Regions from separate parts of the Homo sapiens genome. Here all the other regions are linked to region 1. Evidence: read pairs that join two places in POLR2A ChIA-PET (ENCODE). Cell type or tissue: OCI-LY7. All regions are shown on one strand. Each heading gives the region's core, and the rest is flanking DNA. Links, peaks and the distances in the headings are about the cores only. Region 1 overlaps HECW2 (HECT, C2 and WW domain containing E3 ubiquitin protein ligase 2). Region 2 has its middle 49 kb from the start of DNAH7. Region 3 overlaps STK17B (serine/threonine kinase 17b).

The links. ChIA-PET counts read pairs that join two places held together with the same protein. Peaks named below come from ENCODE experiments on the same cell type or tissue, not always from the same donor. Only the 100,000 strongest peaks of a DNase experiment are listed, where the experiment ranks them.
Region 2: POLR2A ChIA-PET joins it to region 1 with 16 read pairs; 4 of 35 experiments call an interaction of 5 or more read pairs at or near these places.
Region 3: POLR2A ChIA-PET joins it to region 1 with 13 read pairs; 16 of 35 experiments call an interaction of 5 or more read pairs at or near these places.

What each region holds. Positions count from the first base shown.
Region 1 is chr2:196,237,055-196,243,600 of GRCh38, forward strand. It overlaps HECW2 (HECT, C2 and WW domain containing E3 ubiquitin protein ligase 2), which reads right to left. Exons shown (of 29, transcript NM_001348768.2): 20 at 5,030-5,150; 21 at 3,395-3,508. Among named protein-coding and RNA genes, the nearest start is that of HECW2-AS1, 20 kb to the right of the region's middle. RefSeq lists an enhancer at 4,155-4,204. In OCI-LY7, for the core only: CTCF peaks have their summits at 3,330, 4,317 and 4,518; DNase peaks (open chromatin) are centred at 2,707, 3,327, 4,337 and 5,377; H3K4me3 peaks cover 2,410 bases; H3K27ac peaks cover 4,083 bases.
Region 2 is chr2:196,114,463-196,121,008 of GRCh38, forward strand. No RefSeq gene overlaps it. Among named protein-coding and RNA genes, the nearest start is that of DNAH7, 49 kb to the left of the region's middle. In OCI-LY7, for the core only: no CTCF peak of the experiment used is centred there; no DNase peak of the experiment used is centred there.
Region 3 is chr2:196,153,800-196,160,345 of GRCh38, forward strand. STK17B (serine/threonine kinase 17b) reads right to left here. Exons shown (of 8, transcript NM_004226.4): 3 at 2,640-2,852. Among named protein-coding and RNA genes, the nearest start is that of STK17B, 15 kb to the right of the region's middle. RefSeq lists an enhancer at 5,211-5,711. In OCI-LY7, for the core only: no CTCF peak of the experiment used is centred there; no DNase peak of the experiment used is centred there; H3K4me3 peaks cover 430 bases; H3K27ac peaks cover 678 bases.

The sequences.
Region 1 (6,546 bases), core at 786-5,785:
TTTCAGTCTAATTGGGCCAAATTACATCATGTGCCTACCCCAGACCTACAGCAGTTTCTGAAGGGCATATTTTCTACTGTTTGCCTTAAACAAATTGATATCTACCTTGAGAGCAGTGATTCTTTTTTTTTAAATTGTTATTCTTGTTTATTTCAATAGATTTGTGGGGAACAGGTGGTGTTTGGTTATACGAGTAAGTTCTTTAGTGGTGATTTCTGAGATTTTGGTGCACCATCACCTGAGCAGTGTACACTGTATCCAATGTGTAGTCTTTTATCCCTTGCCACCCCCAACTCTTTCCCCCAAGTCCCAAAAGTTCAATGTATCATTCTTATGCTTTTGTGTCCTCATAGCTTAGCTCCTACATATGAGTGAGAATGTAAGATATTTGGTTTTCCATTCTTGAGTTACTTCACTTAGAATAATGGTCTCCAATTCCATCCAGGTTGCTGTGAATGTCATTATTTCGTTCCTTTTTATGGTTGAGTAGTATTCCATGGTGTATATATATACCATGTTGGCTCTATCCACTCATTGATTGATGGACTTTTGGGCTGGTTCCATATTTTGCAAAAGATATTTTTCTACTTTTCTATTCTTCCCCATTTATTTATGTATTCAACCATGTATTTATATCAGTATGGTTATTTATTTTATACTTTGGTTTATAATCAATAGCCTTGTATTTATTTTGTTGCTCAAATTATCTCAGCTTTGTCCATTGGGAACTCTTTCAGTTGGCTCCTGGGTTTTTTCAACATACCCCACGACTGGGATTTTTGAGGATTTCTTTAATCTCTGGCAGACACCAAAAGATGCTTCGGGCTGCATCTTGTATATTTCCTGCTTAGTGTTAGAATCAGCCATTTCTCTAAAAACCTTGATTCTTAGATCTGGGTGCCAGATACATGTGTTTTTAAATGCTCATTACTAGACCCAGACATGAAGAACTTACAAAATGATACATTTTGAGGGGATTAGAATTGGTAAAGAGAAAGTAACAGAAAACCTCCATACAAAACAAATTAGCTGGGCGTGGTGGCATGTGCCTGTAGTTCCAGCTACTCAGGAGGCTGAGGCAGGAGAATCACTTGAACCCAGGAGGCGGAGGCTGCAGTGAGCCAAGATCATGCCACTGCACTCCAGCCTGGGCAGCAGAGTTAGACTCTGTCTCAAAAAACAAAACAAAACAAAACAAAAAAACAGAAAACCTCCAGCTCCATTTTTATAGTTCAATGGAAAATTTGGGTCGCTCTTCCCTTTGGGTATGTATTATAATCCAGAAAAAAAGTTAGGGTTGTTCATTTTCATGTGATAGAGTCAGTGTGTTTGAGAAGGTGGCAAAGGCTAAAAGAGCTCCTTACTTTTATGTAGCTCAAGGTTTCTTTCTTTCTTTCTTTCTTTCTTTATTTTTTTTAGCTTTCTATTTTTCCAGCACAATTACTGTTTTCATCTCTCAAAAACAGCATATGTATCCTCGGTACCTCAATAGCAAATTAAAGTCTATATCTAATAATTTATGATACTGACCTGACAAAGTCATGAGTCCAGAAATCCAGCTTCAATAAACCATATGCAGAGTGAACAGATTAAGAAATTGTCCCTGCTAACTGAGCTCACAGCTTAGAACATCCTCTCCCTTGTTTTCCCTCCGATGTCACAGGAAGGAGACAGATGATGGAGGCAGGAAGCATTTGGACATCAATGTAATGTAATCAAATACAGAGGCATCAAGCCCCACTCACCCTGGACCTCCTCCTAGGAACTAATGTCATTAATCCACACCATGAGGAGACTGCTTTAGGAAAACCAGTCATGATAAACGTCTGTTCTATTCAAACTTAAATATCAGTGCTTCCAAAGACTCTTCCCTATATCTTTGAGATCTCAACAAACTCTGGTCCAACAATGAAGGGAGGCAGCTGGAGTTCTGGGGGAGGAAAAGTATTCTCATCCAAACCAGACTGATTATGTAAGGAAATACTTGGAATCTCATGCATACTGGTGATTAGGCTAACATTTGCCTTCATTTTCAACTGTGCACCTTCATCTTTAAGCCAACTAACACAAGTGAGAAGTCCACTTATGCACATCAGCAATGAAAGGCTCAGATCTCATGCAAACTTCTGTACAAATTTTGTCATGTCATAGTGTGTTTGCACATACTACTTTACCTTAATGTAGGAATAGCTGGGAGACTACACAGCACTGCATGTGACAAGAGCGGAAGTTATCAGTCATTAGCTGGAATGGGCAAAATGTCCAGAGATAGGAAAAAATTCAGATGGGCTGGAGTGCAGGAGTTTTGCTTAGGTCCCAGAGCTAGTCCAAGAGTACCAGATGAAAGACAAACGGCCTGAATTTGAATCCTGATTTTTCTATTCCCTAGTTCCATCAGCAGATGCAAATTATTTTATAGTTTGGAGTCATTATTTCATCCACTGTGTACTGAATGGCTGAATTTGTTCAATATCACTAATATGATTCCATAATCTAATATACTTTATTCCCAGGCATGACTGAGAGGGATAGCCTTAAAATGATCCAAATCAACAAGAGCCACAGAGAACACAATCAGACAATTGTATGGTATTAGAAAAATTCCCTCTAGCAGCTGCTGAGTTATGAAGAAGATGTTGAGACTTGAACCCAGACCTGAAATGAGGAAGAAGGGGTCTGGGAGGGATGACAGCTGGCCTCTTCTAATGTGATGTGTAATAACAGTTATGTCTATTTGGGCACAACAGACACTGTGTAGGAGTCTTCCCCGCTTCATTTCCTAACCCTTATCTTGACGAGCACACTCATGGAAGAGTCATGGAAGGCGGGACATGTTTGTTTATGTTAGGTAGTAATGTTGGTAGGTGTGCTGCCTTCCCAAGGGAAGAGAAAAACTGGAGGCAGAGAAATAAGAGCCAAGGCCCAAGAGTTACTTCTGTGGAGGCTTCTGGGTAGAACAGCAAGATTCTAATTCATGTTTCTGAAACTGAACTTATTTAATAGAGGAAGCACGTTCTACCTAGCCCTGCAGGGTAGAAAATAAGATCACAGATCACAAAGGAATTGCATAAATGCAATTCCTTGTTTTTTTTCCTTGTAAAGCCTTACTTTTTCCCTTTAAGAGAAAGAGAGGTCCGGAGAGAAGAAACTGAACTAGGCTTCTGTTCTCAAAAATGATCTAAAGCTACAAGTTTTTACTAAAGGATTTCTATGTCAAGTGATTTAAAAGCCAGAGGAGACCTTTAAAAAAAAAAAAGCCCAAAGGTTTAAGTGTATGAGAACAGCACTTCCTGGCAGAAGGATTTCCTGTTTCAGGCAACCACAGCGACGTGGAGAAACATCCGCCTTGTGGCCACAGCCTATGTTCCACAGGCCACTTCTCTGTTCTACTCACCCTTCCTCCCCAACGAAGGTGACATATAGCTTATTTCTCTGCAGGTCTTTTCTGGAGTAGCCCATAATCTGATTAAAAGCATCTTCTAGTAAGTGATCTCTTCGGATAATTAACCTGTCCATAAAGAGACAATTTAGAAAATACAAATTATTACTATACTATTAAAGATAATTTACTTATCTTTCTAGAACATTTCCATTTGCCACAATTAACTAGGTAAGAAGAATGTTACTTAATATCATTGCTGTCTGCAATAAAGTACACATTTGTCTTGAACTCTTAATAGCATTAGCAAAAGTTACATGAGAGAATCATTGGTAGAGTACCCTACCTATGACCAGTGTAAACAACCGGAGAATCCTATCTAAATGGTCAAATCAGTTTATCCCAGAAAAAAAATGATCATAAAACAACACCACACACACCACACACACCGCCCCCCGCCCATACATTTTGTTTAGTAAAGCAAGAACAACTCTATGAGGCAATGTTTTAAGTCTCAATGCATGTAGACAAGGAATTCAATTATTAAGTGCCCAGCAAGATGACTGTGAGAACAAAGAGGAAAAAAAAAATTCTCAATATCCTCCAAAGCAGAGGAGTTTCCAATTGTTAATTGTTAAATTAAGTGAATCTTGACAGTCCCTAAGGGACAGATACAAATGAATGATGAGTGTGGCAGGTTAATCTACTTGTGATGATGCCAATTAAAGTCATCCTTCCATAGATATCAATTTGCTCTTAATGTAAATGGTAATGGGCAGAGAGATGATAGGGAGGCTGAATGCATGACAGCTGGATCATCCTAGACCTTTGTAAGTTAAGTGTGAGAAAAGTAAAGCTCAGAGAAGTATGGTGTTTGGGCAGGCAGATGATTTTTTAGGGCAATGAAGGTGGATTTTAATCAAGCAAGCCTTCCTGCAGGTGGGGCAGTGAGCCATGGGGCTGCTGTTGGTCTGGTCTCTGGACCGTCTCTCAGGCACCCAGGGTCACAGGGGTGCTCCAGTGGAGACCGTCCCTCCTCTGTCCTCTCTCAGTGGCAGACTGATCTCCAGTGGGGACGTGGGACAGGGGTGAAGGCAGGGAGGAGAGAAAGAAGGGTAAGTAGGGAATGGAAACAATTCTAGGCCAAACAACATGATGATGTTTCAGTTTCCCCATTTGAAAGGAGGAGATGGATGAAGAAAGGCCGAAACAACATTCATGACATGTTCTGCTGTGAAGTTTGTTTCACAGAACTGAACAGAGCTGAGCACTATTCCTACACTCAGGTCAGTTCAGGAGACAGAAACTTGCAGTGGAGGACATTGGGATAGCTTTATAGCTAATGAATATACTATGCACCAACAAAGACATACTTTTCAGAGGAAAAAAATAAATCAGCCTTTTATTTTGCCTTTATTTTTGCATGAAAAGTGGCAGTGTCTTCACTATTTGTTTTAAAATGTTAAGCTTAATCATGTTTCATTCCAGGACTATGTTTTAGATGATCCTATAATTTACAAATTCCAAAATAATTATGCCGACTAAAATGAAGGCTAGTCATCCCAAATCACAATCAATTTCCTAGAGGCCCAACTGTGCCCTCTCCTTTCACCATCTATACATTATGTGGTTTGTGTCACTTTGACTTACTTTAACTTCCCTGGGCCTTGTCCATATCCTTTAGTCTCTAACTTCCTGTAAAAGTTCCTCAGTTTGGCTTCGAAATCCCGCTTGTAAGGGGCTGGAGCCCGGGCATTGGCACGCTGGGTACCTGCAGCAAACCACAAAGAGAGGACAATCTGGATTTGTGCCTCGTCCTTATGTTCATCACATCACCATGGACAAAAGCTATCACAATCAACAAGTCAAATGAGGCAACTGTCTTAACTTCTGCATTTTTGATTTCTGCAAGTTGAAGGATATAACAAACCTCAACCAAGGTCTTAAGTGACGTCCTCTTTGTGGCATTTTGGTTGAGAATAAAAATTCTGTTTGAATAGTTACAATGGTGCCCATGTGTTTCTCAAGTATGTTCCCCTTTTCAGTCGAAACTAATATGAGTCAAACAGAGTTACTCATGTCTAGTAGTAACTGTTAGGATGAAATGTCTTTGCTTGCTGCTGAAATGATATCATGGCAATTAGACAGGAAGTTGCAATGGAAAGTACATGGTATATAAGTAAGTGGCACCAAGAGTGAGGTTTTAATCATTCACTCTAAATTCCTCACCAAAAAACTCCTCATGAAACTTTTTTTTTTTTTTTTTTTTTTTTTGAGACGGAGTCTTACTCTGTCACCCAGCAGGCTGGAGTGCAGTGGTGCAATCTTGGCTCACTGCACCCTCCGCCTCCTGGGTTCAAGTGATTCTCCTGTTTCAGCCTCCCAAATAGCTGAGATTACAGGTGCCTGCCACCATGCCCAGCTAATTTTTGTATTTTTAGTAGAGACAGGGTTTTGCCATGTTGGCCAGGCTGGTCTGGAACTCCTGACCTCAGGTGATCCACCCACCTCAGCCTCCCAAATTGCTGGGATTACAGGTGTGAGCCACCGCACCTGGCCTACAAAACTTCTTTTAGATATGCACTATCACCAAGAATGATTTTAGACACATAATTACATAAATCTCATATTGCAGGGTAAAATCTTAATATAACACATAATTGCAAAAGGCACCTGTCTCACTTGCACAAAGTGCGCACTTGCACAAAGAATAAATAATATTAATATTTATTGGATTCTTTTTTTTTTTTTGAGACGGAGTTTCGCTCTTGTTGCCCAGGCTGGAGTGCAATGGCACAATCTCAGCTCACCGCAACCTCCATCTCCCGGGTTCAAGTGATTGTCCTGCCTCAGCCTACTGAGTAGCTGGGATTGCAGGCATGTGCCACCACGCCCGACTAATTTTGTATTTTTAGTAGGGTCATGGTTTCTCCATGTTGGTCAGGCTGGTCTTGAACTCCCGACCTCAGGTAATCCACCTGCCTTGGCCTCCCAAAGTGCTGGGATTACTGGTGTGAGCCACTGCGCCAGACCATTTATTGCATTCTTAACATGTGCCAAGTACTGAGAATATCTAGATTATATAAGCATATTTTATACGTTATTCAATGGTAATTATCACTAATAATATGTAAAAGTAACATTGTTTCTCTTTCCTTTTTTTTGAC
Region 2 (6,546 bases), core at 622-5,621, 120 kb before region 1:
AAAAAAAAGTCACCTATCATTCCACTGCCCAGGTGCTGACATGATTAACATACTGGCTTATTTTCCTATTTTTTATTTTTATTTTACTTTAAGTTCTGGGATACACATGCAGAACATGCAGGTTTGTTTCACAGGTATACATGTGCCATGGTGGTTTGCTACACCTATCAACCTATCATCTAGGTTTTAAGCCCCAAATGCATTAGGTATTTGTCCTAATGCTCTCCCTCCCCTTGCTCCCTACCCCCCGACAGGCCCCAGTGTGTGATGTTCCCCTCCCTGTATCCATGTGTCCCATTTTTCAACTCCCACTTATGAGTGAGAACATGCGGTGTTTGATTTTCTGTTCCTGTGTTAGTTTTCTGAGAATGATGGTTTCCAGCTTCATCCATGTCCCTGCAAAGGACTAAACTCATTCTTTTTTTATGGCTGTGGATACTGGCATTTTTGTTTCTTGATATTTTTCTACATACTTTTAAAAACTTAGCTGAGATCATACGGCATAAGTGAGGTTTTTTCTCTTCATGTATCAGAAATTCTCAGAAGTCATGAAGAACATAGTTGCCATTTTGAAGACATAATCATGCTTCATTACCCAAATACGCCATAATGGGCTTAACTGTTTTCTCTCTTTTGTATATCTGTACACTCTTGGAATGTTTTATTATTGCAATTAATGAAAAACCATCCCTGTCAAAATATGAAAGAATTTTACCTTTATTTATTTGTGTGACTATGTGTACATCTCAATTTTGAGTGCCGACATCAGACATTCTGATTTATCTAATATTTGTTTTCTTTGATGTAGTCCCTCAAAAATTAAGAGGAGTATACAAAGTATGCTCTTAATGTATACAAAGTATCCTCTTAATGTATCTAGAGCATAAAAAGAACACCTACAATTCAATCATAAAAATACAGGCCAGGTACAGTGGCTCGCACCTATAATCTCAGTTGTTTGGGAGGCTGAGGCACGAGGATCACTTGAGCCCAGGAGTTCAAGACTGGCCTAGGCAACATAGTGAGACCCTATCTCTACAAAAAATAAAAAAAGTATCCGACTATGGTGGCACACACCTGTAGTCCCAGCTACTTGGGAGGTTGAAGTGGGAGGACTGCTTGAGCCCAGGAGGTTAAGGCTGCAGTGATCTGTGATTGTGCCACTGTACTCCACAGCCTGGGTGACAGAGTGAGACCCTGCCTCAAAATAAATAAATAATTAAGAACAAATTTTTTTCTAAAAAAAAAGACAAATCATTCCATTTTAAAGTAGGCAAACTAGGCCAGGTGCCATGGCTCACGCGTGTAATCTCAGCACTTTGGGAGGCTGAGGTGGGGGGATCACTTGAGCCCAGGAGTTTGAGACCAGCCTTGGCAACATAGTGAGAACTTGTCTCTACAAAAACTAAAATTAAAAAAAAAATAGCCAGGCATGGTGGTATGCATCTGCAGTCCCAACTACTTGGGAGGCTGAGGTGGGAAGATTGTTTGAGCCCAGATGTTCAGGGCTGCAGTGAGCTATGACCGTGCCACTGCACTTCAGCCTGGGAAACAGAGCAAGACCCTGTTTCAAAAAAAAGAAAAGAAAAGAAAAGAAAAAAGCTGTCTTTACAAGACAGTTTTCAGACATTACAAATAGAGAATTATAGAAGACTCGTTTTATACCAATTTCTGCTCCACATATAGTAAATTGTGTGTGAATATAGACAATCTGCATAACACCTATTTGTGTAGTACAAACGGCACACCAGGAAACATTGCAGTGAATTGTTCATGTTTCTCTCTTCTATTTAACAAATACTACAGTCTGTTAATGCAGCAAATATTGCAATTTAGAGTATTCTCTTTTAACTTTAATTGACTTCATGAATGATGAATTTTTAATTATTTAATATTTATTTATTTTTAATTTTAACTTTTCTTTTTTTTGAGACAGGGTTTCACCTTTTTGCCCAGGCTGGAGTGCAGTGGAGTGATCACAGATCATGGCCACCTTGACATCCTAGGCACAAGTGACCCTCCTGCCTCAGCCTCCTGAGTAGCTAGGACCACAGGCACGCACCACCGTTTACAGCTAATTTGTAATTTTTATTTTTTGTAGAGATGGAGTCTTTCTATGTTGCCCAGGCTGGTCTCAAACTCCTGAGCTCAAGTGATCCTCCTGCCTTGGCTTCCCAAAGTGCTGGGAGGGGCGTGAGCCACCACGTCCAGCTACATTTTTGGTTTTTTAAACAAACATATGAAAATTTAAAATTTTAATCCAATTTGTTTTCAATTCAGATTATGCATATTCCATTCATTTTCCCCAGGTTTTAAAATTTATTCTTAGGAAATGTAATTAATATTTGGTGTGATAGGAAAGGCAAAGCCTTTTGAAGTCAGGTAAACTTGAGCTCAAATCCCAGCTTAGGGTAATTAATTAGGTAACTCTGAAAAGTTGTCTAACCTCTCTGAGACTCAGTTTTCTGACCTATAAAATAAGGATAATATTTGATTTGCAGGGTTGCTGAGATTAAATGAAACATCTTGAATAAAAGAACCACATATAATTCCTGATTCATAATGGGCCCTTGGCAAACTTTATTCTTTCTCTTTTAATTTATACATCATATGTCTCAGAATATAAACATACCCACAGGAAATATTTTTATATAGACACACACACACACCATTTCATAAAAATGTATATTGTAAACAACTTCTGAAATTAAATTGACTACTTAGATGCAATATCGTGGGATTATTTGTAATGTTCTTTAAGGGTACTGGAGCCCAGCCAAAGTAATTAAATCTTTAGCAAATTTAGTAATAAAAAAAGTCCCCAGCCATTGGCCATTGTAATTATTCTATTTCTGGGAAGAAAGGGGACAGGTTTATTTGTAGTATCCCATGCTTAATCATTAGTATTAAATGAATTAGGACCAGAACGAATCAAAGAAGCAAACAGCTGATTACGGCTGCTTTGTAAGAGAAAGAAGTAGTTGATGTTCACACAGGTTAAAGCAGCCAAAAAGGCCTCTAAATAAATGGCCAAGTCTTTTTCTCCTTTTAAACTTGTTTTCTATGGTCTTTAGTTTGTGATTACTTAGATATTCACTTATTTCAGAGGCCTTTTTGTGCAAATCCCAATTTAAAACCTAATCACGTTCTTATTAAATTGGGCTAACGACTGCTTTCAAAAGAAGAAACAAACTACAATAATTTATCTATAAAATTTGACTTTCTATGACTATACAGGCAATTAATTCAATTCTAAAAATGACAAAATTTAGTCATAAAATGATCCAGGCTGAAATGAGGAAAGATCATTAAGTCTCATAGATTTATTCATGATTATCGACATATATAGAGAGAGAGTAAAGGAGGATTGTGATATGCATTATAGAACACGGAGAATCTGTGTTTTGTTAATTCAATAATTCCCTCTTATTCTTTTCCCCACATATATTTTGCAGCCATTGTTTGTTATTCAGTATAGCTGGAGCAACTGTCCACTTGCAATTGTGTCTGTAATTGGTGACCCAGTTGCATTTTACAATCTGGCTAGAAATATCAGTATAATTAGCATATATCTTTCCTTTGGCCTTTCAAAGGGGTATTGCCATCACTAAATTTAAATTCCAGTGGTGAAACCACAGAGAGTGGAATCCTAGCAACTAATTATAAAATAATCCATTTTTTGCTTATTCTGGGAGTTGATCATAGCACAGGGTTGGCACAGGACCTAAACGTGAGAGATAATTCATCTGACCCAACCACAGTTTCACCCACCCTATCCATTGGAGGCATTCTTGAACATTTTCTTTAGTATATTTTATTTTATTTTATTTTATTTTTGAGACAGGGTTTCACTTTGTCGCCCAGGCTGGAGAGCAGTGGCACGACCTCAGCTCATGTCAGCCTTGACCTCCCGGGCTCAAGCGATCCTTCCACCGAAGTCCCACAAGTAACTGGGACTACAGGCATCTGCCACCACACCCAGCTAATTTTGTATTTTTTTGTAGAGACGTGGTTTCACCATGTTGCCCAGGCTGGTCTTGAACTCCTGGACTCAACTGATCCACCAGACTTGGCCTCTCAAAGTGCTGGGATTACAGGTGAGCCACTGCACCTGGCCTTTAGTAATGTGTTTTACAGGGAAGGACTTTTCAACAAGCTGGATGATTGGCTTGTTTCCTGCAAGAAAAAGTTACATTTCCATCTAAAAAGATGGAAAAGTGTGTGTGTGTGTGTGTGTGTGTGTGTGTGTGTAAATTATATGGGAAAATGTTGGAACTTCCCTATTCTCACTAGAAAGCTTTGATAGATAAGTCAGAAGATATGGAAAGACCTGTATTTTCAGGTATGGAAAATATTGCAAAAGAGGTAAATTGATAGAGTTAAAGGAGGCATGAGAGTGCAGTCTCCTGGTTCTGGAAGCCAAGGCATGGCCAAGCTGAGTCCCCAGCAGAAGGCCTTGACAATGACTTTGTATCAAGAAATTCAAGCTTCAAGATATTGAGGGCCCATGAGAACCAGAGCATGTTGTATTGGAACCTACTGCTGCTTTCTAATAAAGGTATGAAGCTTACAGTGCTACAAAGAGGATTACTGAAATGGTCTTACTTGGATCAATAATTTCTAAGAGCCTGCCCTTCCCAGGCCCTTCTCCAGTACAAGAACTGATGTGTTCCCACAAAATAACTTGAATTCAATTCCGGGATAAGCCAGATCTTTGGAGATTATTGGACCACATTGCTTTAACATCTAGTACCTTGTTTTCCAAATAAGTGTCCTTGCTTAATATTTAAAAAGATGTTAGTAAGGTTGAAGTAATTATGAAATACATTACATATTACAATCCTCATTTGAAGATTCCTTGTGTAAATTAAAGCCTCCAAAGAATCCTGCAGTAAAAATGCAAGTTTAACACTGTTAAATATGGTGTTCCCAAAACATAGTTGGGCACAGAACTCTTAGTGCCACATATCTTTGCCACATTATGAGGAATGTGAGTTTGGGAAACATGGATAATTATGTCAATTAAGATGCTTTCAGCTGCTAATAATAGAAAACCCAAAAGAAAATAGCTTAATCTAACAGATGTTTATTTTAATCATATACTGAAAAGTCAAGAAGGAGATGACTGCTGTTACTGCTCCAGTGACTTCTGTGGGTCAATAATGTCAGGGCCAGCATCTCCAACATTCCCTTGTCCCTGAGGACAAGGTGAGGAGGTATAAGGCTGTCAGCAGCATTTCTGCTTTTCATCAAGGTATCAAAAGCCTTTCAGAAGCCACCCAGCAGACTTCCAGTTCATCCCTAATTCCAACTGAGCTGGAATAGCCTCTATAGTGGAGGCAGGCAAGGGAGAAAGACCTTGGCTATGACTGGTGAGTTGGCCAACCTACAGTGCCCTTAGCAATGGTAGAATTACCTTCAGGGACTTGTATTGTGGTTTTATACTTCCAGCTTCCACCAAGAGACACGGTTAGAACTAGTTACATGAAATCTACTGCTTTTATAGTGAAGAACATTCAGTTCATGTTGTTGTTGTCCAAAATAAAAGAATAGCTGTAATAAGATCCACATGAGAAACTCTTCTCAGGCACAATGCTATCTTCCCCCTCCCATGCTCATTCCAGAGACAACGTTAACCCCTACACAACTTTTGGTTTTATCTTAGCCCTAGAAGCCACATTCTTGGTGTTGGATGGTTCTCTACAAGGTCCTGCGATATTCTCAACATGCACTAGGGAACTGGGCAAGGTTCTTGTCACTGCTCTAAAATCCAGAGATTGATCTCTCCTTATTTGCTTCTGAGCTTTTTCTATTCTTTTTAAACTGTACTTTCCCCAAAAGACTAAAGTATTTACAAATAAAACCCCAGAGGAAAGTTTCGAGTTTTTCCCCCCATTTTGAGTAAAATAATATATCTCCCTTGAGACAAAGAAGCACAGCCTTCTGATGGAAAAGGGAAAAATATAGGCAGAAATGATAAATTAGTATCACAAAGATTGCTTGGCTCCAACGATTATTCAATAAACTCTTTAATCGTAAATGAAAATATTTGGTATTTAATGTCTGTCTCTCCTGATAGATTATAAGCTCTATAGTGTTAACACACACTGCTCAAGGACTATTCTGTCACTCACCTTTTGCCAAATTTTCTCTCTTCAAGCCACACCCACCTTCATCTTCTTCACTCTCAGCAGAAGACTGGCTGCAATCTTCTTAGTAAAGGAAAAACTGATTAGCCCTCTACTTCACATCTCTATTATCATCCACCTTCTTTTTCTTCATTTTTGTCCATGAGAAGAAAACTATTCTTCCTTCCTCTACCCAAGGCTGACCCCTCCATTTTTTGCTTGTGGTCAGTCTCATCACTTTTTCTGGCTTTTTATTTTTCTTTTTTATTTATTTATGTATTTCTTTTAATTTTATTGAGACAGAATTTTGCTCATCACCGAGGCTGGAGTGCAATGGTGTGATCTCGGCTCACTGCAACCTCCACCACCTGGGGTTCAAGCAATTCTCCTGCCTCAGCCTCCTGAGTAGCTGGGATAA
Region 3 (6,546 bases), core at 1,028-6,027, 83 kb before region 1:
AGTGGCAGAAACTGATTAGAACTCATTAATTAAAACATAATGGGTTATTTTCCATTAATGCCATGTGTTAGATTAATTTAAAAAACATGAAATCCACAGAAATATTAAAAAGTGGGAAAGGGAAATCACTAGACGAAAAGTTAAGAAGATAATATTGGCCAGGAGCGGTGGCTCACACCTGTAATCCCAGCACTTTGGGAGGCCGAGGTGGGTGGATCACGAGGTCAGGAGATCAAGACATATTGGCCAACATGGTGAAACCCCATCTCTAGTAACATACAAAAAATTGCTGGGCATGGTGGCACGTGCCTGTAATCCCAGCTACTCAGGAGGCTGAGGCAGGGCAATCGCTTGAACCCAGGAGGCAGAGGTTGCAGTAAGCTGAGATCGCGCCACTGCACTCGAGCCTGGTGACAGAGCAAGACTCCAACAACAACAACAACAACAACAACAACAACAACAAAAGATAATAATCACATGGTCTGTAAATATCACTACACAGATTAATTAAAAAGGGAAAATGTTCCTTTACAATGAGGAGAGCTAGAAGACTACACCTTAAGCATGTTCAAATTTAGCAAAACCAGTAATAAAACCTGACTTTATTGCCACCTGATGTGATACAATAAATACACATCATCACCCACACCAAATACTTCAGCACAAAAAGGAATATCATAATACCTACAACTTTCAAATGGTTCAGTAAATGTGGCAAAATGCCAACAACTGGTGAGTAAAAGTGAAGAGTATAAGGATGTTAATTGTACTAGTTTTTCAACTTTTCTATAGATTTGGAATTTTGTAAAATAAGAGTTGGGGAAGAAAAAGTGTGTAGGATGATTTGAGGACAGAATTGACTGGGTGATAGTTATTAAAGATTCCACCGTTTTAATTTCACCATATAAAAATTATGCCACACTACTAAAACAACTAAACCTGATTAAATTTTTACCTTCAACTGAGACTACTAAATGTGACAATGCCACCCCAAAAGCGGAAGGCATAGTAATTAAGCCGAAGTTCTAGCAATAAATTTTAGTGGGTCTTAGTCACTCTGGTAAGAAATGTAATACATTAATCTACTTAAACATTTTCTGAGTGCTTGCTACATTTCAGCCAGAGGTATAGAGATCAGTAAGTTCTGCCAGTTTACTGGGTAAGGTACCTGAGTCAATTTTCCGGAGTATGAACAAGGTCCATCCATAAAATGTCTCAAATCTTTCCGATGTATTTTGTCGTTGCTGTTTGGATGAACCCCCAAAAGAGGATTTTATGAAAATAGTCAATGTTCTTATGTATATTCATCCTCCAAACCTAGTATTCCACTACTGTTTTGACAAATGTTAGCTACTTTTTACACACTTCAAACATGCAGATGTTATGCAAGTAGGTAACTTTTTAAAGGTCAGCTGAAGAATCTTTGACAAAAATAATTACAAAATATATGAAAACTGAAATCATATTGGTAGTATCTTGGCCTTTTCTGCAATTCTAATTTATTTTGAAAGTGCTATATAACACGCCTTAAGACGGTTCTGGGAAATGTACATAGTATTCATTCTTAAATGAACTACTTGTCAGTTTAACATTTTGCAAAATCTTCATTTTCATTCACAAGTTGATTCCAGCCAATCTATTTCGTGGAACAAAAACATTAATTTTAAAATAACTAAATACAAAAATAAGGTTAATATACCTTTAAATTTAAAAAGGCAATGATGCAAGTTAGTTACTAAAAAGAATTACTATAGTTAGCAATACATTTTTTACTAAAATAAACACTTATCTCTTCTTGGTTTATCATAAAATATATTTACTTCATTAAAAACTATTGGCACCCAAGGTATACTAAACATAAATCTAGCTGATCTCTTCCAGTTGTTGCAGATGTTCAAACACATTTTACATCCTTAGAATAAACGTGACAGACAATCATGCAACAAAGGCACTCTGTAAGAGTCACATGTCAATATACTAGGTAACAAACCGGTTACCTTAACAATCCTCTACCCCTACCACCTGGTGAACTGTAGAATACTGGGGGTGTTTTCACTTTTTCACAGACTTGTGGCAAGAGATATATTTATTATTGCTACAACTAACATAGTGCTTTACACATTACATATACCAAATGTATTTCTTTAACAAACAATGTATTAAGCAAAGTTTTATGCAGTTTACCTTTCTATTCTCCTTATTTTCTTGAAGGTATTTTTCAAATAGATGAAGAAAATATACAAATTACTTCAATTCTCCTTTCTATTCTTATTTTCTTGAAGGTATTTTTCAAATAGATGAAGAAAATATACAAATTACTTCAATTCTATCTGCCCATCAGATTGTGTTCCAGAAAAATTCAATCAATTAGCCATTAAGAAAATAATGTATATTCATTTCTCCACATTCCTCAAATGTTGTATTTGTCATTTGCTTATTCTGTGCTGTTAGTTTTTGTGTATGTGCCCGAGGCTATACATTTAGTCTTATGAAAATATCTGAATATAAATTAGGTCCCTTTTACATTTTATTAACAGGAATCTTTACAAGTTCTTGTCACACCTTTATCATTCTTATTCTTGACATTTTAATCATCTTTTCATACCAACTAAAATAGGTACTATTTAGTATATACTTACTATTCCAATATCAAAATGATTTCACTTGTATTTTCATAGACCTCATGAAGATTAATAACACGGGGACAAGACTTTGCCAATTCAAGCACAGCAATCTCGTGTAAAATTTCTGCTCGACAATCCTGTCCTCTTCTTCTCTTTTTTAGAAATTTTGCAGCATATTCTTGGCCAGTAGATTTTGATATACATTGTCTAACCACAGCAAATTTTCCTCTGGGGGAAGATGAGAACAATCAATTTTAATTTTTCTGCAGAGAACAACGTTAGTATATTACAGATTCTGTTATACCTCCAACTTAAAGTCAATTCTTTGAAATATCTGTGTCATTAGGAATTTATCTTTGTTCTCTAAATTGATTCAAATATCATACGTACTTTTATAAAATTTATAGTGCTATCACGTACAAATGTAAATGGCAAACTATAACAACAGGATAAGACAGAATTATATTTATTCTTCACTACTAAAATGATACATTATCTTGGGAGGCCGAGGCAGGCAGATCACTTGAGGTCAGGAGCTCAAGACCAGCCTGGCCAACATGGCAAAACCCTGTCTCTACTAAAAATATAAAAATCAGCCAGGCGTTGTGGCGCATGCCTGTAATCCCAGCTACACAGGAGAATCTATTGAATCTGGGAGGCAGAAGTTGCAGTGAGCCAAGATCATGCCACTGTACTCCAGCCTGGGTGACAGAGTGAGACTGTCTCAAAAAAAAAATAAAAAAAAGATACATTATCATTGCAGGGAAATAATCTCATTTGCACACCAACTCCATGCCATGCTCTTGATATAAATTATTGTGTTTAAGTATCACAACAATCCTATATAATAAATGCTCTCCTGTTCTTCACACCTCAGAGAAGATATGTAATTTAGTCAAGGTAAAGATTTAAACTCAGGTCTATTTCCAAAAACTGTACCCTTCATAGGGTATCATGTTAACTCTCTAATTAGAATAGCTTACCTTTAAATATAAGAAATTAAAGTGAATGCAAAAATGGGTATTTGACTTATTTAATTTTATTAGTAATTTTTCCTTTCAACACAATTTTTACCACCTTTGAAACTATCACAATTGTCAATTGTTTTAGCAATATGTCTCTTAGTAATGCTCAGTAGTCTTTGAAGCCTGTAACAGATAACTAAGGTATATGTGTCCTACAGAAAATATTCAAAGATACTTCATGATAAACTAAGAAAATAATGGTTATCACAGCTATGTACAAACACACCCATTAAGGTCATGTTTATCATTTTAGAAATAAGTATGCTTTTAGCTCTCTCCAATGGCAGTGCTTAGTACCTCTGCCAAAATTTAAAGACACCGAAAATTCATTTCTATTGGCATACGTGTTACTGTAAGTCTACAGCGGCCAAAAATTTATTTTCACAAAAGCCTAAAGCTATTCTGAGTCAAGGATTATTTTGGGAAATTAATAAAAGCTATTCTATTGACTGCCTACCCAGAAAAATATACACAAGCCCTTAAATAGGAAGTTTTACATATAATTCCAGAGGGTTTTCAGATCTTAAAGCCCATCCATAAACCTTATAAGGCTGAGTATAGGGGATCCAAAATTAAGAACCTCTACCTTAAATTTTGAATTACTCTCTGGATTCTGATACTAACAAATCAGGTATAAATAAAAGATCTTTAGGAAGCAATGTTTGTTCCATAACTCCTCTTGCCTCAATTCCCTTCAATATATTTCTAACACAGTCTATCAGACTCTTAGCATGGAAAACAAAACTTGGTGTTTAGGGGGTACGGGGTGGAAACTGGGGGACTACACTGCTTGACTGTATTTTACTAGCTATTCGCAAAGGCCAAGATGACAAAGAGTCCTACTTTTTATTACCCAAATTTCCTCAAAATTGATGTCAGTGGAAAGTACTGGAAATCAAACTATAATTTGACTCTTCTACATTTATCAAAATATATTAATACATCAACTAAATAAATTTGCATATAAAAACCTGATTCTTTGAAAGCAGTTTTAAGATTTGAGAATGCTTAACTATAAAATATTTTCTCATTGTATGCAGAAGGAATACAAATTGATGGGTTTCGATGAGCACACACACACAAAAATTAGTCCCTTTATATTCAATCCACTGGTGTTTCATAAATTTTATACTGGATAAATTGAGTCAGAATAAGATTAAATACCTCATGAAAGCTCATAAATGGAATCGGAGCCTCAAGAATAAAACTGTGAAATGTGAATTCCTAACTTTCTGTTCTAATCACTATAAAACAATTCCTCCCTTTAAAATAGTTTTGTTGGGCCAGACGTGGTGGCTCATGCCTGTAATACCAGCACTTGGGGAGGCCAAGGCGGGCAGATCCAGAGGTCAGGAGATCAAGACCATCTTGACTAACACTATGAAATCCCGTCTCTACTAAAAATACAAAAAATTAGCCGGGCTTGGTGGCACATGCCTGTAATCCCAGCTACTCAGGAAGCTGAGGCAGGAGAATCACTTGAACTCGGCAGACGGAGGTTGCAGTGAGCTGAGACCACGTCACTGCACTCCAGCCTGGGGGACAGAGCAAGACTGTGTCTCAAAAAAAAAAAAAACAAAAAAACAGTTTTGTTAAAGAAGTGTAACTCACTTGCTTCTATCAATTCTTACTTAGATTTCGAAGCAAAAACTTGACTAAAACAGGAAGGAAATTTTGGGCTTTATAAAGAAATTCACTTGTAAAATTTAGGAAACAGAAACTAGTTAGCCAAGAAAACTGTGCATCTGAAAAAACAGTTTATAGTAGTGCTTGTGACAATTCAGTTCTGCAATAATTTTATTATTTATTTTATCTGTAAATAACACTTCTTATCTAATTGTTCCAGGTATTACCAAGAGGTTGTTTTTTTTTTTTTTTTGAGACAGGGTCTCGACTCTATCACCCAGGATGGAGTGCAGTGGCAGGATCTCAGCTCACCGCAGCCTCAACCTCCCAGGCTCAGAAGATTCTCTTACTTCAGCCTCCTGTGTAGCTGGGACCACAGGCACGCACCACCACTCCTGGCTAATTTTTTACATAATTTGTACAGACAGTGTCTCCCTATGTTGCCCAGGCTGGTTTCAAACTCCTGGGCTCAAACGATTCTCCTGCCTCAGCCTCCCAAAGTGTTGAAATTTTACAGGCATGAGCCACTGCACCAGCCCAAGAGGCTTTCTTAAACAAGTATAGTACTCATTAATCCAGGGCAAAGGTGACCAAATGATGTGGATAATGATTTATTTATTTGTCAACGTTCACCACTAAGTAAAAGCTCCATGAGGGCAGGGACCATATCTGTCCTAATTATTATGGTAATTATAAAATCTACAGTTTGTTAACACATAATAGGAACTGAAATATCTGTTGAATGAATGCCAGAAATATGTACCCACTATAATACCATATACTGTGCTATTCTGTATCCTGTACTTAAAGTGTTTGTATTTCTTAAAAGATTGAGATTCCAATAAAATTATATATATGTGTGCGTGTGTATTCATTTATATACTATGAAGGTAAACATTTTTACCATAATTATCAGATGACTTAGGAAAAAAACCAAATATTTGTTTTCCATTCTAAAATGCTATAGTTTAAAAGTATAAAAAATGATCTTTAAAATATGTTTCTATTCCAAATGTAATTGAAACATTTAAGAAAAGTTAAAGCATTTAAAAATAATCCTTAAGTTATACCCTAAAAAGGCAAGGCTAACTAGATTTCCCAGCAGCGAAAAGGTCTAGTAGTTACCCTTCTGCATTCCCCTTCTGCATTCTAGAATACACAATAAAATGTGAAAGGAGGCGGGAGGGTAAGCCACAAAGGAAGCTGACGTTTATTTCTGAATCTGCCTCACCCTTCTAACCACAAGAAGTCCTATGAAACCTTTGCCTCAG